2 separate regions of the Mus musculus genome follow, and region 2 is linked to region 1. The links are chromatin loops, found by intact Hi-C in ENCODE. Cell type or tissue: left cerebral cortex. All regions are shown on one strand.

What was found. A loop is a pair of places that touch in the nucleus more often than their neighbours do. Peaks named below come from ENCODE experiments on the same cell type or tissue, not always from the same donor. Only the 100,000 strongest peaks of a DNase experiment are listed, where the experiment ranks them.
Region 2: a loop joins it to region 1, with 4 times the contacts of the local background. A loop is called at or near these places in 6 of 42 quality-filtered maps.

What each region holds. Positions count from the first base shown.
Region 1 is chr9:14,495,604-14,503,603 of GRCm38, reverse strand. Kdm4d (lysine (K)-specific demethylase 4D) reads left to right here and starts at 3,122. Exons shown (of 2, transcript NM_173433.2): 1 at 3,122-3,496. It overlaps Cwc15 (CWC15 spliceosome-associated protein), which reads right to left and starts at 2,985. Exons shown (of 7, transcript NM_023153.3): 1 at 2,823-2,985; 2 at 1,550-1,688; 3 at 678-790; 4 at 1-6. The coding sequence starts at 1,680. In left cerebral cortex, no CTCF peak of the experiment used is centred here; DNase peaks (open chromatin) are centred at 2,501 and 3,041; H3K4me3 peaks cover 1,955 bases; H3K27ac peaks cover 943 bases.
Region 2 is chr9:13,845,963-13,853,962 of GRCm38, reverse strand. Fam76b (family with sequence similarity 76, member B) reads right to left here. Exons shown (of 10, transcript NM_176836.4): 10 at 7,422-8,000. Among named protein-coding and RNA genes, the nearest start is that of Fam76b, 22 kb to the right of the region's middle. In left cerebral cortex, a CTCF peak has its summit at 4,745 (motif pointing left); DNase peaks (open chromatin) are centred at 1,996, 4,708 and 5,149.

The DNA of each region.
Region 1 (8,000 bases):
TATGCTCTGAAGAAAACAAACACTTACTTAGCATATTGAAATAAGTACTAGAGTGGTTTTTATTTATTTATTTACTTATTTATTTAATGAATACACCATCATTACTCTCTTTTAACACACTGGAAGAGGGTACCAGACCCCATTACAGATGGTTGTGAGCCACCATGTGGTTGCTGGGAATTGAACTCAGAACCTCTGGAAGAGGTGGTGCTCTTAACCACTGAGTCATCTCTCCAGCCCAAGTACTAAATTTTTAAAACCATTTTAGAAACCTTTGGGCAAAAAGAATCCACACAAAGCATAGTGACACCCGGGATCCACCCTGTGACTGGCAAGTAAGTCTTTGATAAATATTTGTTGGTTTACACGAAATGAATTAGTGAGAATGCAGATCACAGCATCTTAGGAGACCTACCCAATGCTCACATGTAGTAGAAACACAAAAAGGATAACTGATGCTTCTCTCAAAACTCTTCAATTACATTCGGTGTCCCAGACAGAAGGCCTAGTATCAATGCATGATAGTATCAATGCATGGGACTGGAACAAACCTCATTCTCATCTCTAATCATTCATCAAAGAGATACAGCTCACAAAAATGCTACTTATTTCCAATTACCAGGATACACACAGTTTCTGCACACAACTGAGACAGACATGACGGACAGTACGGGTACCTCGAGTTGGGCGGTCCCTGTTTTTGTCCCTTGCAGCAGCTCTCTCTCTCTCTTCCAGTTCTCTCCTGAAGTCACGGTTTCGAACCTCTTCAGGGGCATCCTGTGTGGTTTGTCTTAAGTAGGAAAAACAAAACAAAACACGTCAAAAATGTTGGCCTCACTTGTCAAGGAAAAGAACCTATATAGCTTCAACAATTTAAGACAATCCAGAATGTAACTGTCTGTCAACAACAAAAAGGAAGAAGATAAGACAATATCCCAATCTGAGGGTTAATACACTCGTAGTGTTCCTTATCACTAGAACAACAAACTAAAGCACACAATTGCCTACAACAGAATGTCTTTGGCTTTTAAAAAAAAAGATTTATTTATTTTATGTATATGACTACACCATTGCTCTCTTTAGACACACCAGAAGAGGACATCAGACCCCTCCGATGGTTGTGAGCCACCATCTGGTTGCTAGGAATTGAACTCTGGACCTCTGGAAGAGCAGTGCTCTTAACTGCTGAGAAATCTCTCTAACCCATGTCTTCGGCTTTTTAAAACAGTCCACCAATTCAAGGGCTGTTAGAGCAACACTTCCATATTCACTACAGCTCCGTCTTCTCTGATGTGATTATCATGACTAATGAGTGCTTCATCTACACATAGCAATTCCTGGTTCAAAGGAACTTATGCTGGAAGACTGTCTAGCAACTTTACCTGTAGGGCGTAATTTTATTGTAAACTTTTTTGAAATACTTCTCTTTGGAGATCAGTAACCTAAATACTATAATTTAGACATGACCATAAGTCATATATATACATACATATATATAGAGAGAGGCTTGGTCCCATTCTGTGAACAAGACAAATGAAGGCCTTCTTACCTGTACTTTATCTTTGTATGAGAGGGAAGATCTCTGCTTGAATACTGCTTGGAGAGCTGGCTCAAATCCCCTTCTCCTTTTCCTCTCCCACCTCTTGCAGGTTCAAAAGTTGGCCTGGCTGCTGTTGTCATCTTTTAGTCTTCGGCAAAAGTGAATTTAAGTTATACTTTCATTTTACAGATAACTCAAAAATATCTATTCTTAAATCCTTCTCAAACTCCCCAAAATTGCTTAGTTTGCTTCAACACAAGTTCCTAAAAATCCGAATTATGAAACTCAGGGTGTTTACTAGGCAACTCTTATTCAGTATAAATAACTACTATGAAGATCTGAGTTAGTGCTTCTGTTCTGGCTGGGTAGCCCTGGGCAAGTCTTCTAGCTCGTTTCTGTCATTTGTGGAATGCCGACATTTCTATAGTATTATGAGATTCCCATACATGATGTCAGATCTTGCACAACAGTGTAGTGTAGCTTTTAAAATAAATGACTTAAAAAAATGTTATCCCACTAGCACTAGCTTCTCTGAGATTTTATTTTATTCTTTTTTAAAAAAAATTTATTCTTTTTTTTTTTTTTTTTTAATTATAGGATCTCACAATGTAACTGTCCGGCCAAGATTTGCTGTTCTACCAGAAACCTCACACTACAGCAAAGAACCCAATAAAAAACAAATTTCTTTTAAAGTCACAGTCAAACTTATTATGTTAAAATTTGTTTAAAGTCCCCAGTGACATTTACATGGGCAACCATTACCCCAGAATCTTGTTGACTCAATTTTCTTCTAAAGCAGTTACCACAACATTTATCAAGGCTGTAACTTCCGCGATGCTCAGAAAATCGGAACTCCACCCAACCAAGTATCAAGAACCCATCCTGAACTGGGTATGATGGGGGTACTCCTGTGATTCCAGAGCTTGGGAGGTGAAAGCAAAAGAATCGGGAGTTCGAAGCTAGCCTAGGCTACAAGAGAACCTTTGCCATTTTTAGCTGTCAAATAAGAATTGCAGCCTAACTGCAGGGCTACTAAATCTCCGTTAGCTTAAGCAGCTGCTCACACAGATCGTGTGTGAAGTGGGAGTTTCTCCCCATCCCACCCTCCTTTGCTTTTCTCAGTGTCTGAGGCGCTGCACCGGTGACCGCCCCGGGCTCGGCTTCAGCTCCGGACCACCATCCCTGCACCGCGGCCTGTACGATCGTCACGGGCTGCGGCGGCGACTCGGCTCCCCGGTGCCACCCACACAAGAACCACAAACCACCATGCCCGGCTGCTCACTCTGGCGGGGGTCCTACGCAGCACCTTCCGAAACTCACTCATGAACCAATGCGACCCTTAGCTCCCAGAAATCTCGGCGCCGGGGGCGCCAGGCCCAAGACCGGAAACAAAATGCAGAGCTTCCAGTTTTTACACCAGGGGCTCGGTTGAGACCCGGAAGCAAAACCTTCGCACTTCCAATGGCTGTGGAGAAGATGCGAACTCCACACCCGGAAGCAATTCCGGAGTTGTGTGTGTGTTTTTTTTTTTTTTTTTTTTAAACCGTCTCTCACAGGCTGACGCAGTGACCAATCAGCAAAGACACGGGAAAAAGATGGAATGACGTTGCCTAGGGGCGGAGCCAAGGCAGCTTAGGGGGCGGGCGTTTGAAACCGGTGCTTCATAGTCGACCCCAAATATCATCTTTTTTCCTTTGCGAACCAATTACTTAATCTCTCTTGCGTCTTTTCCTTTCCCGACCCCCTCCCAGACTCGTTCGCTGCGGTTCTGCGAGGACGGAGGCGCCAGGAGCCGGTCCGCGTCTCGCAAGAGAGATGTGAGGAGAGCTTGCCAACTGACCGACCCAACGGCTCCTGCTCCTCAGTAGACCCCGCAGCCTAGGGACTAGAGTTGTCACTTAAGTGGATATGAAGAAGGCGCAAATAAGTACGGGGGCAGCCACGAGCTTTCCAAAGGTACCATTCCTGCGAAACCACTAGCCTTGAAGGCAAGGGTTATAGTCGCATTGCTTGTTAAGATATATAAATATATAGATATATAGCTATATGCATTAAGCGTTGTAGCGTGAGGGGAGATGCTTGTGAGCGTTTACGATAGTGACAATTTATGGAGCAGTGGGCCTAACTGCCAGGAGGAGCACGAGATGGGATTAAGATGGCTTCGCCAACGTTGTCTTGTGCCCCATCATTGAGATCTTGGGGACGGCCGATGCTCGGTAAAGAGGATTCTGTTCTCCAGTTTATCTCAAGTGGAAGGGTCTCCTAAAATTGAACATTTCCGTTCTTTTCTGTCCTTCCTTTGGAACTTTTAAATGAAGAAAGAGAATTAGAAAAGAACCCACTCCCTCCCGAATGTGCCCGCTCCCCAAGTAGAAGGTGAAAGCTTCATATTTTTGCCCTGAGCCTCACACAAAGGACACCGCTTTCACATTAGTGACTCAAACCCAAAGATGGAGACCCTCTTCCTTCCCTCGTCACATCCTGTTCACCTGCCACTCTTGTCCAGTATTGTGAAAATTACCCTGAAGTTCCTTTGCTTGTCACCACACTCCTTCAGGCCACTGTCATTTCCTCTTGATTTGTAATTGCTTTCATAGGGACTTTCCTAGTTTTGCACAAACAGAGTGATTTTTTCAGATTACCAGGTAGTGGTTTTGACACTTAGGATAAAACAGCCTCTTGCTTTTACTTACACAGTCTGCCTCCTGCCTGCCTTTAGTCACAGGCACACCACACTCAAGATACACTCAACTGGACATTTCTGTTTCTTTCAACAAGGCAGGATTCCATTGTTTCATTTGAGTTTTGAGCCAAGCTCTTACAGTGCAGCCCAGGCTGGCTTTCAACTTAAGTTCAGGCATGCATTCATCTGTTTTTAAAGACTTGGGACTGTGTTCTTCACCTCTGCCTCCAAGACACCTGTAACTCGGTTCTTCAGGGCATAGCTTAGTGCTGCTTCCTCTGTGAGGTTTCCCCTGACATCTCTACTGGTCCCCACTTCCTCCCTTGCAAAAGTGTCTTTATGGCACCCAGTTCTATATTTCCATAATGCTGAACTCTAGTTGGGTTTACTCTTTGTTTATATTACCTCATGCACTTTTTTTCTTTGTGGTCAGAGGCAAAGTATTGAGACTAAGTATCTATTTTCTATGAGGCTCTCTTGGTTCTAACCCCAGTTCTGCCCTCCTTAGCTATGCACAGTTGGGCAAATTATCTTTCCTCTCCTATCTTCCATCCCTTGTGCAAAAAGTAAGGGTGATTTATTTTTATTGTTACCATGGTAATTACATCACTTTGTAAAGTGCTTAGAACTATCTCAGCAAGTGACTTTGTTGAGTCAGATTTGGCTGTTACTAATACTATTACGGTCTGACTAACCTTAGAACCTAAATTCCAGTAAAGCAGGAACCCTGCCTCTCTTCACTAGTGGCCTCTACATATAGAGCAGTACACCATACATGACAGAGCTTGAGTAAATACTAGTTAAGTGAATGACTAACATGTTATAAATACAGGAATGAAATTGCAGTGGCAAGATGGTGACAGGAAATGCTTACTTTTTATATTCCAGCTGACTTTATCAACTCAATAAGTCACCACAGTCCATTTGACTTTGAATTATTAATTAATTAACACTTGATGATGCCATTACAGTTTAGCATTAAAAAGTTAGTTCACAAAAGTAAAAGCATTTGATTAAAATAGTCTGGAAGTGTTAATGAGACAGGCAAAACAAAACAAACAAATAAAAAAACCCCTAACTTTTAAGTACCTGTAAATAATAAAATGATACCATAAAGCTTTTGACTTAAACAGTGAAAGCACTTAAGACAAAGAAATGAAGTTGGGGAGATGTCTGTATTAGCTAAGGTTCGCAGAGGAACAGAGCTGACAGTGAATAAAGAGTAGACTGGATTTACTGGATTGGTGTACATGGTACAGTACAGATGTTGACTCTGGAATGATTGAGAACTCAGAAGCCACACAGTCCACAAGACTACATGTCTCCGCAGTTTAAGACTGTCCCATTCTGGTGCCTGGAGGATTCATTCCTTGAGAGCCACTGGTCTTCATTCCACATTGGAAGTCTGAAGAATCTGAATTCTGATATCAACAATAACAAAAAAATGGTAGCAGCAGGGTGGATTAACTAGACAGCAACCTGAGAATAGGGGGGATGAACTGGACAGTGCTGTGGAAGACAAGCAGGCAAACCCCAGACTTTTCCCTTGGGCTGCCTTTTATCTGGCTGCCACCAGAAGCTGCTATTCGTATTTAATATATAATATTAATATAAAATAATCTGATCAAGAAAATTCCTCACAGGTAGTCCTGTCAGTTTACCTCTTACTTGACTCTAGGTCCAGTCAATTTGGCAGAATTAGCCATCTCCTTTCCTTCTCGGATCAGCCTTTTCCCTCCCCATCTTCCTGTAGACGACCTTGTGTGTGAGCTGTTGGTGCGTGTGCACATGGAGGCAAGAGGTCATGTTGGGGTTTTCCTTGGTTCTTTACCTTAGTGTTGGAAACAATCTCTCACTAAACCTCAGTCTATTGGGTTAGGCTAGATTGACTACCCAGAAGCCTGCCTTTCCATCCCTGGGATGTGACAGATGCTCTCTGCCACACCTAGCTTTTGTTAGGGTCAAAACTTGAGTCCTCTGCTTGTACAGCAAGCACTTCAACAGAACCATCTCCCCATTCCTATAGTAGATGGTCTTTGAATTTTGGAAAATAGAATCCCCTTTACAAGGATTTCTTGCTTGGCTTATCTGTCAGGTTGCTTTGACCTTAATTTCCCATGTGTCACTAGAGATGATTCCTAGTAATGTGGGTCCTATTCCCAAAGCCTTAGTGACACATGCTCTTTCTTATCCTCTTATAGATCACACCAGCTTTATATGCACCTTCATTTTTAACATAGCAAAAGTAGTGTATAGTTTGGTAAGATGTTATATGTAATACTTGTGATTGTGAAATTGACTTTATGGAGGGGAAAATGTATGAATTCCACCCTCAAAGGTTCCAGAAAAACAGTATTCCAGCACTCAAAAGGAATAATAAAAAAAACCCTTAAAAGTCTCATAAGAAAATTTCAGAAAGTATAGTACTTGCTGTTTGGAAGGACAGTTTGATGAAGACAGACCATCCTATGGCTTTGTGATTTAGAAATCACATTGACTTTAAATTTAAACTGGGTGTGGTGATCCATACCTATGATCCTAGCACACCTAAGGCTGAGTCCAGAACCATGTCTTAAAAAATCGTGAGCCAGGCTTGGATGGTGCACGCCTTTAATCCCAGCACTAGGGAGGTGGAAGCAGAAGCATCTCTGAATTAGAAGTCAGCCTGGTCTACATGGTAAATTCCAGGAAAGCCATGGCTATGTAGAGATACTCTGTCTCAAAATAAGTAAGTTATATGTAGGAAATGTGAACAAAGTCAGCAGCTAAATGTCAGATTAGAAGACAAAAGTCTTATACTCAGTACTACTCCTGTGACTAAAACAACAGCACTCAGGAGGCAGAGGCAGGCGGATTTCTGAGTTCGAGGCCAGCCTGGTCTACAAAGTGAGCTCCAGGACAGCCAGGGCTACACAGAGAAACCCTGTCTCGAAAAACCAAAAAAAAAAAAACCAAAAAACAAAACAAAACAACAAAAAAAGTAAACAACCCAATAGAAACTATAGAAAAAGCGACTCCAACCATAATAGAAAGTAAACTTGAGGCTGGAGAAGTGGCTCAGTGCTTAAGAGTGAGTGCTGCTCCTATAGAATACCCAAGGAAAGTCCCCAGCACCCATGTTTGGCAGCTTACAGCTGTCTGTATTTCCAGCACTAGGTGATCTCTCACCTTCTTCACTGGGCATCCACGCGCACATGGGCATACTCACAAATAGATGCACACAAAACAGTGGCACTTTGATCTCTGTGAGTCTGAGGCCAGCCTGGTCTACAGAGTGACTTCCAGGACAGTCAGGGCTACACAGAGAAATCCTGTCTTGAAAACAAACCACCAACACCAGCTATATGTGTGTGTGTATGTATATAGGATAAAATAAAATAAAATAAAATATATATGTATTAGTCAGGGTTCTCTAGAGTCACAGAACTTATGGGTAGTCTTATATAGTAAGGGGTTTGTTGATGATTTACAGTCTGTAGTCCAACTCCCAACAATGGTCTGCAGCAGCTGTGAATGGAGATCCAAGGATCTAGCGGTTGCTCAGTCCCTCAAGGCAAGCAGGTGAAAGAGAGAGAGAGTAAATCTTCCTTCTTCCAATGTCCTTATGTAGGTCTCCAGCAGAAGATGTAGCCCAGATTAAAGGTATGTGCCACCACTCCTTTAATCCCAGATGACCTTGAACTCAGAGATCTCCCTGTCTTAATCTTCTAGAATTCATAGCCAGTATGCCTAAAAATCTCCATGCCAAGATCCAGGTCAGAAACTTCTATCTCCCAG
Region 2 (8,000 bases), 650 kb after region 1:
TATGACACACACTGGAAGCCAGGAAGCTTCTACTTTTGTTTTCTGGACAAGTCAACCATTACATGAAAATCAAACTACATGAAAAGACCTCACGTAGGAATTCTAATTGGCAGTCCCATCAGAACCAAGTCCTAATGCCACCCCAATAGCTTCTATGCCTGTGTAAAGATGCTTCTAGGTGATTCTGTCTTTTGTTATTGGGTGTCTTAGTCAGGGTTTCTATTCCTGCACAAACATCATGACCAAGAAGCAAGTTGGGAGGAAAGGGTTTATTTGGCTTACACTTCCACACTGCTGCTCATCACCAAAGGAAGTCAGGACTGGAACTCAAGCAGGTCAGGAAGCAAGAGCTGATGCAGAGGCCATGGAGGGATGTTCTTTACTGGCTTGCCTCACCTGGCTTGCTCAGCCTGCTCTCTTATAGAGCCCAAGATTACCAGCCCAGAGATGGTCCCACCCACAAGGGGCCTTTCCCCCTTGATCACTAATTGAGAAAATGCCTTACAGTTGGATCTCATGGAGGCATTTCCTCAACTGAAGCTCCTTTCTCTGTGGTAACTCCAGCTGTGTCAAGTTGACACAAAACTTGCCAGTACACTGGGTTTGCTCCAGATGCCTCACAGCTCCCCACTGAGCCTGTAGCTGTTGTGAAGCAAGTAGAAGCCATCCTAGCTTGGGCTGTATGGAAGAGCATGAAGCCCGAACACAGGCCTGGGAAACCATGAGCACAATAAAGTGCTTTGTCTTGTGTGTCATATTTACGGCAGCTTGATAATGCATTAACAACCTCTCTAGTTCCTGCCTTGCCTGCTGTGCTTACAGGATTAAAATCCCTCCACACTTATGACTCAACACAACACACTGAGTAACTCTAGTTTAGCTGAGAGTTCAGATAAGTAAACTTAGAGATCTCACCATCTCTTTGTAAAATGTAATGGCATTCCCATCTCTCCCATGTTGACTCACTCTGGCCTTCAGCCATGTCTGTCATCATTAATTGCAGAGTGTCTTGAGTTAATTATTCTAGTGAGCAAGACTCCAGATAGCTACCTTGATAGGTTCCAAATAGTTTAAGACTTCATCAGTCTTTCATCCAGCTCATCCTTCCATCTTTCCTGGGTCCTGCACTCTACAGTAGCTGCATCCCTGCCGTTCCCCTCTGCAGCATCTTATCTCAGCTCTACCTCCACTCTCTCTCTTCTAAAGTATTTATTGGCATCTCCTATCTGCCATCATGCCTGGGAAAGTGGCTGAGGGCCTGTGTTTGTTCTGTGTGGGACTTCCATGACGCCCCCCGCTCCCTGGCGGCCTCTCACTTCAGCCATACTTAGGCTTTTGGGGCCTTGCTGTAGGCTGTGGAATGCTCTTCTCAGCTTCAGTCCTGGTCTTCATTCCCACCCTCCGAGGGTCCTTATGCTGAGGTGCTGAGTCTTGCAAGGTGTCTGTGGAGGTGAACTCATGCTGATCCCCACTTGTAAAACTCTTTGAGCCTGCTAATGACAGCTAACATACTTCACACACTGGTGAGAATCCAGTTTGCATTGTGCTGACAACAAAAGTACCAAAGTACATCTGAGAGCCAGTTGTGTCTTTTACAAATTCAGAAAGGCTAGCTTTTTACTACCAGTCTGTAACTCACTGGTACAATGCTGGACTAGTGCATATAAAGCCCTGGGCTCAATCCCAGGCACAGCAGAAAAAGGGCTTGATTTCTGGTCCATGCTGTCAAATGAAAATGCGAGTAGAAATGCATATAAAGAAGGTTAAGATCAACATTCAAAGCCATTAGGAAGTTTCCAGTGGATGAGTGAAAAGAACTCCAGCTCTGGGTGTGCCCCTGGAAGCCAGGGACAGGAACACTCAGCTTAAACAGCCCATGGTCCTCAGTTCCACTGGTACTTACTAAATACGGCAACAACGTGTTCTGCGTGTCTTCTTAGGTACTGAGCTACTTCATTGTTCAGTGACTTTCTAAGACCCATCACATCTGCCGCTCGGCCCTGAAGGAACTGTGGGTGGTAATGCTGGGCAGGATATCCAGTTTCACAGCCAGAGATAGAGAAGCTCTGTGTGATGCTCCCACAACCTAAGCTGGCATTTGCAACTACTCTGGCATGGTGAGGTTGCTACTCTTTCTGAAAGGGTTTGTTTGTTTGCTTAGTGTTTTATCTGTGTGTGTGTCTGTCTGAACACACACACACACACACACACACACACACACACACACACACACACACACATCTCCATGTGGAGTCCTGTGGAGGCCAGAAGAGGGCATCAGATTTCCTGCAGCTATAGAACAGGGGAGTAAGTGAGCTGCCCAGAGTGCATTCTGGGAGCCATACTCTGGTCCTTTGGGGGAGCTGCAAGGACTCTGAGCATTTCACCAGCACTAATTTAAAAATTTTAATATTGTTTTGCATATAGATTTCAAACATTAAAGTTCACTTTAGTTTTTGATACTGTCTACACTATAAGCTGCACAGCATTCATAAACTATTCTTTAAAATTGTGCATACTCTTCCATAAAAAGTCAGATAGCACCACAGATCAACAAATGCCAAGCCTACTGAACAGTCAGATCACACCATGTTCCCATTTCTGTTTCCTAAAATGGTCTATTTTTCTTGAAAATGTCAAGTGCTTAATAATAGACACATCAGGATAATGACTTACATTTCACAGAGTATGACATTGTTGTGTGACAAGACATTTTCTGGAGAGACACACATCTAATCACCCCAGATAAGAAACCCATGACAGACCAAGGTGGAGTTACAGGAATATGGGTGAGGGCATGGTGGCATACACCTGTAACCTCAGTGTGTAGAAGGTAGAAGCCGCAGAATCAGTAGTTTAATGTCATTCTTGCCTACAGTGAGTTCAAGGCCAATAACCTGAACTGCCTCAAAACAAAGTAAAACTTAATAATACTGCTCTAAGTCTCCTTGCTTTGGTACAAGCCAAGCCAAAATAGTAAAATGAAGAGAGATGGCAGATGCTCTAGCTGGAGAAGGGCTGTGGCTATTGGCAGGATGCTAGTTGGTAGGCTAAGAAACCTTTGGAAACATTTGAAGAGATGTGTGAACTAACATTGTAGGAATATGTGTATACATATCACTTATAAAAATATATAAGACTGAAAGTCACGAGGTACCAAGACACACTAGACATTAGACAGCAAAGGGCCTTAGCTCCATCTTCACATCTGGCCCACCCCTTATTTCGAGTTTAACTCACTATCTTCCAGAAATCTAAGTTATCCATTGAACAAGCTGTAACATGCCAGGAGCATTGTTCAGAGCGCTAACACACTAGAACATTTGCTACAGTATGCCTATACACTGGACATTTACTCAAAAAAGGTTAAGATTTCATCTGAGAAAACTGACATGCTTATCCTGGCCCATAGTTGATAGGTTTTCACATAGCAAAGGAGGCACAGTCATTTGGGCTGCATTAAAAATCAACAACACAAGAAGAATTTGCAACAGAAGCCCAGTCTGTAAGATTCCTGGTTTCTAAGGCTGTCTTATTAGCAATGCCTAAGGGAAGCTTTACCATATAGAGAAAAGCAAAAACAAGAAACAAGCATAAGACAATGACCCTTTAAGAACCATCTACGGCAGTGGCCCTCGCCTTCCTATTGCTGTGTTCATTTAATACAGTTCCTCATGCTGTGGTGATCTCCCAACCAATAGAATTATCTCACGGCTACTTCATAACTGTCTTTTTTGCCGTTGTGAAATTGTAATGTAAATATTTAATATGCAGGACGGTCTTAGGTGACCGCTGTGCCCAGGGTCATCCAACCCTCAAAGGTTGAATGACTCCCTCCCTATAGGTTGAGAATCGTTCATCTAACTCAAGCAACAGCTTGATTCAAAGCATGCCACTTCTCATGCAGAGGGCACTGGGAGCATGGGAGCATCTTCTTGGCTGCCCAAGCTGTGTGTTGGATGGCACTAGGCTGCATCCACAGAAAAGCACAGTGATGCACACTATCCATGCCACACTTCCACAGAGCATACTGCCTTTGCTGGAGATGGCAACTTCTAATTCAGGTCTGCTAGGTCCTGGGTTTCCCTCCAGCACAATAAGAACAGGGATATTTGGGTGTACATAAAGGACAAAAATACACACTGTACTCTAAGCATTAGTGGGACCACTGGAAGTGAAATAAATGTTCAAATATTGTGTGATTTTTAAAAAAATTTACTTATTAATTATATGTAATTACACTGTAGCTATCTTCAGACACTCCAGAAGAGGGCATCAGATGTCGTGACAGATGGTTGTGAGCCACCATGTGGTTGCTGGGATTTGAACTCAGGACCTTTGGAAGAGCAGTCGGTGCTCTTACCTGCTGAGCCATCTCACCAGCCCCAGTGTGATGTTCTTAAAGAAATTTTAAAAATACTAACTCTGAATTCAAAAGCACTTCAACCAAAGAGAAAATGATACTTTCAAAGTCACTTTTATTGAGCTAATCAGTTGACTTGATTGGGAGTTGGGGGATATGATGGAATTATCCAAATTTAACCATTTCTGGAAACACACTCTCATGTATAAGAAAACATTCAACTATAAATTCACTAGGCTGGCGATGACTCAGCTTTTAAAGGCTAGGCTCACAACCAAAAACTAGGCTTGCTCTTACTGAAGCAGGTCCTAGGGCTGGTCTGGCTGAGAAGGAAACCACTGCATAGATAGCATGGTTTGGTAGCAGAGCCCTCCCTCTGGTGGACATTGGTAGGAATTTTCAGAAAGCTTAAAATGGCTCCAGGATTCATTGCGTGACCTGTAATTTTATACAAGTTGTTTTAAAGTCAAGGTGTTTGGGCTATTGGGCAGCTGAAATGTAAACCCATTCTGGGGGTTTCCAGTTAGAGGTGTTTGTATTTATCTCTTTGAAATCCTTCTGCTGGATTTCCAAGGGATGACTGCAGAAAGGGGGAGGGGGCGTTCGCGGGGTGGGGGTGGGGGTGTAGTTAGACCATGCCTGAGATATGAGAAGACAACTAACTCCCTTGACTTGCCACTATCTGAAGATGTGATGAGAAACCACTACCTGAGAATGGGCGCTCTCTCCACAAGTGGAATCAGCCAGCGCCTTCATCATGTACATGGCCTGTAAAACCATGAGAATCAGTGTTGTTAACAGGCCACCAATTTAAGGTACACTAATTTAAGGTTGAGATCAGATCTCAACCTGAGCTTGCAGCTACCTTTCCTAACAGCCCTTCGTTATGCAGGCGTGCAGCTACCGTTACTAACAGCTCTTGGTTGTGGAGGCTTTGTTTGCTGGAATGTGGGAAGGAGACCAATCTTTATTCCCTTGATCCCCAGAGCAGGCCCTCTCCAACCCTAGCTGTCCTGATTGTCCAAAAACACTGGAGACATTACTCTCAGAAATGATGACAGTGAAGTGTCACCAGAGGAAATGGAAGGGGATGGGGAGAGTAGTTAAATTCTGGTTATGTTATGAAGTTAGGGCTGGAAGAAATTTTGAAAGAACGGTCAGAGTGTGAGAAAGAGTCCGGGACAGTACTGAAGATTTGAGCCCCAACAAATTGAATTGTTTCCATCTAGGGTGAGAACATCAAGAGGGGCTTCCACTTGGACTGTTTGGGTACTTCTAAGCACTAGGACACAACTTTGGACATTAAATTTAAGAGGCTTAGGCTGGCAAGATAGTTCAATAGGAAAAGGTGCTTGCCACCAAACCTGACAACCTGAGTTCAAATCCTAGGGCTCACATTGGAGAGGCACACACACACACACACACACACACACACACACACAGGTTAAAATAGTAAAATATGTTTAAGAGGCTTAGACAACTAAATGGAGCTGCCAGCCAAGTTGCACTGAATACAGTATGAATAGGAAGGTAGATCTGATCTATTGTACGTTTATGCAGCACTAGACTTACAGATAACACTTAATGAACTAGAAAATGAGTATTGTTTTTAAAATTTAAAAGGAAACAGGATGGAAGCTCGAACAAAGGGATAAAAGGGGGAACAAGTACAGAAACAAGGCAGGAGTCACAGCAAGTGTGGAAAGCTGAACTTTTGCAGTTTACAGAACACAGTTGCATCATATTTCCTTTGGTAATTCCATCTTTTGCAGACTCTGCACTCCCTGCAACAATCTGATGCTTGCAGATCTTTGCACACTTTTGACTCCTCACAGTGACCTGGCACATGGCACATGAAAGTGATTGCCTGTGCTCTACCGCAGATCTCAAGTCCAGCCCTATACTTTTTTATAGCAGTGATTCCCTCTACTATGATCGAGAAACAGGAACCAAATTACACTGCAGCATGATGATGGCCACTACTCAGACATGAATGGAAGATGAACAGAATCAAGCCGTGGATGTCTTTTTACTTTCTTACTTGAATACTGGTTGTGCGTGTTTTCTTCAGTGAACACATATGTATTGAGTATAATTTCATGGGGGCTGTTGGTGTCAGTGCTTTGTCTTTTTAGTCAGGATCTCATTACATAGCCCAGGCTGGCCTCAAACTTGTGATTTTCCTGCCTCAGTTTCTCAAGTATCAGGACTCCAGGCATAAACAATGCTATTTGTGTAGCTTTATTAAGCTCTATCACAAAAATGGGGCATGCCAGGCATGGTGGTGCACACCTTTAATCCATCCATCTTTTTTCATGAGCTGAATCAAAACCAAGTATTTAATAGGAGTCACAAAGACTTGTAAAGAATAATTGTATCATTACCAATACTGGAAGATAATAAAATAACCAATATTCAAAATCTATTGTGTAAGTTTTATGGTTGTGTTTGTCTGCATTGTAACTACATACATAAATTCACTGACTGTTTCATTCCATTGGTTTATCTTCTGTAACCGTTCATAGTGACATGCTCAGATCAGCTTATCCATCTCACTCAGGCAGACTGAACCAGCTAGGGCGTCCTTGTAATGTTCAGTCCCAGTCATTTCCCTCATAGCTAGGACTTCACTGGGAGGAGGGGAAACCATGATCCTTGCAGTATGCTCAGTGCCTCACCCCAAAATGTCCATAATGGGATTCCTAACTAAACCTGGACACACGGCACTCAGACGAACCTCTGGGGCTTTGCAGATGTAGCTAAGAGTGTGAAGTGGGGAGATTATGCAGACAACAGAATGACACAATATACACTGCAAAGAGCGGAGATTTCAAGAAGTTCATTGGGCTATGAAGGAAGATGATCACCTAGTGAACAGAATGGAACTGAGTGGGAGGAGGCAGGGGCATGACAAGCTCCTCCTATTCATGACTATCCTGCCAACATGGCGATTTCAGACTGAGGCCAAGTTTTGTGGTCCCCAGGACTTAGTATTTGTGCGTGTGTGCACGCAAGCGTGCACACATGTGTTTTTTGCCATCCAAATCACAGTCATTCATTACAGCAGAATCAACACAAAGCTTTCGGCATATTTTATTGTGAAATATTGGCTTAGAAAAAAGTACAAAATGCCAACAGTCAGATGTATACAGGTACAGTATTTTGTTAATCTATACATGTGACCAGCTTAACAGGCTCATCGGAAAATGCATATTTAGACCAATATACTCTAAAAATGACTGTAATATTCACAGGCTATTAATACATGATAAACTGGAGTCTATATGACCCTCACTGGGATATGCTAACTGCAGCAAACAGGCTAAAAGCACAATACAGCACACCATAGTACCTCTGGACAGGTCCACGTTTAAAGAGTATCAATTCATTAGATCAATACACTACAGATCTGGGACTGAGACTCAATCACTAATTTATACAATTGCAAAAAAAATTTAAGTTATAAAATAAAGTTATGGAATAAAGAGTATGTCTGATTAGGGCTGAATACTGTAAAGTCCTAAATTTTAGTTTTAGCCTTGCACTTTACAAAGCTTCACTATTTTAAACTGATTTCCAATTTCCATGTTAGCTAAAAAGGGGAGGAGGGATTCTGTTTCTATCTTCTCCAGCAAGG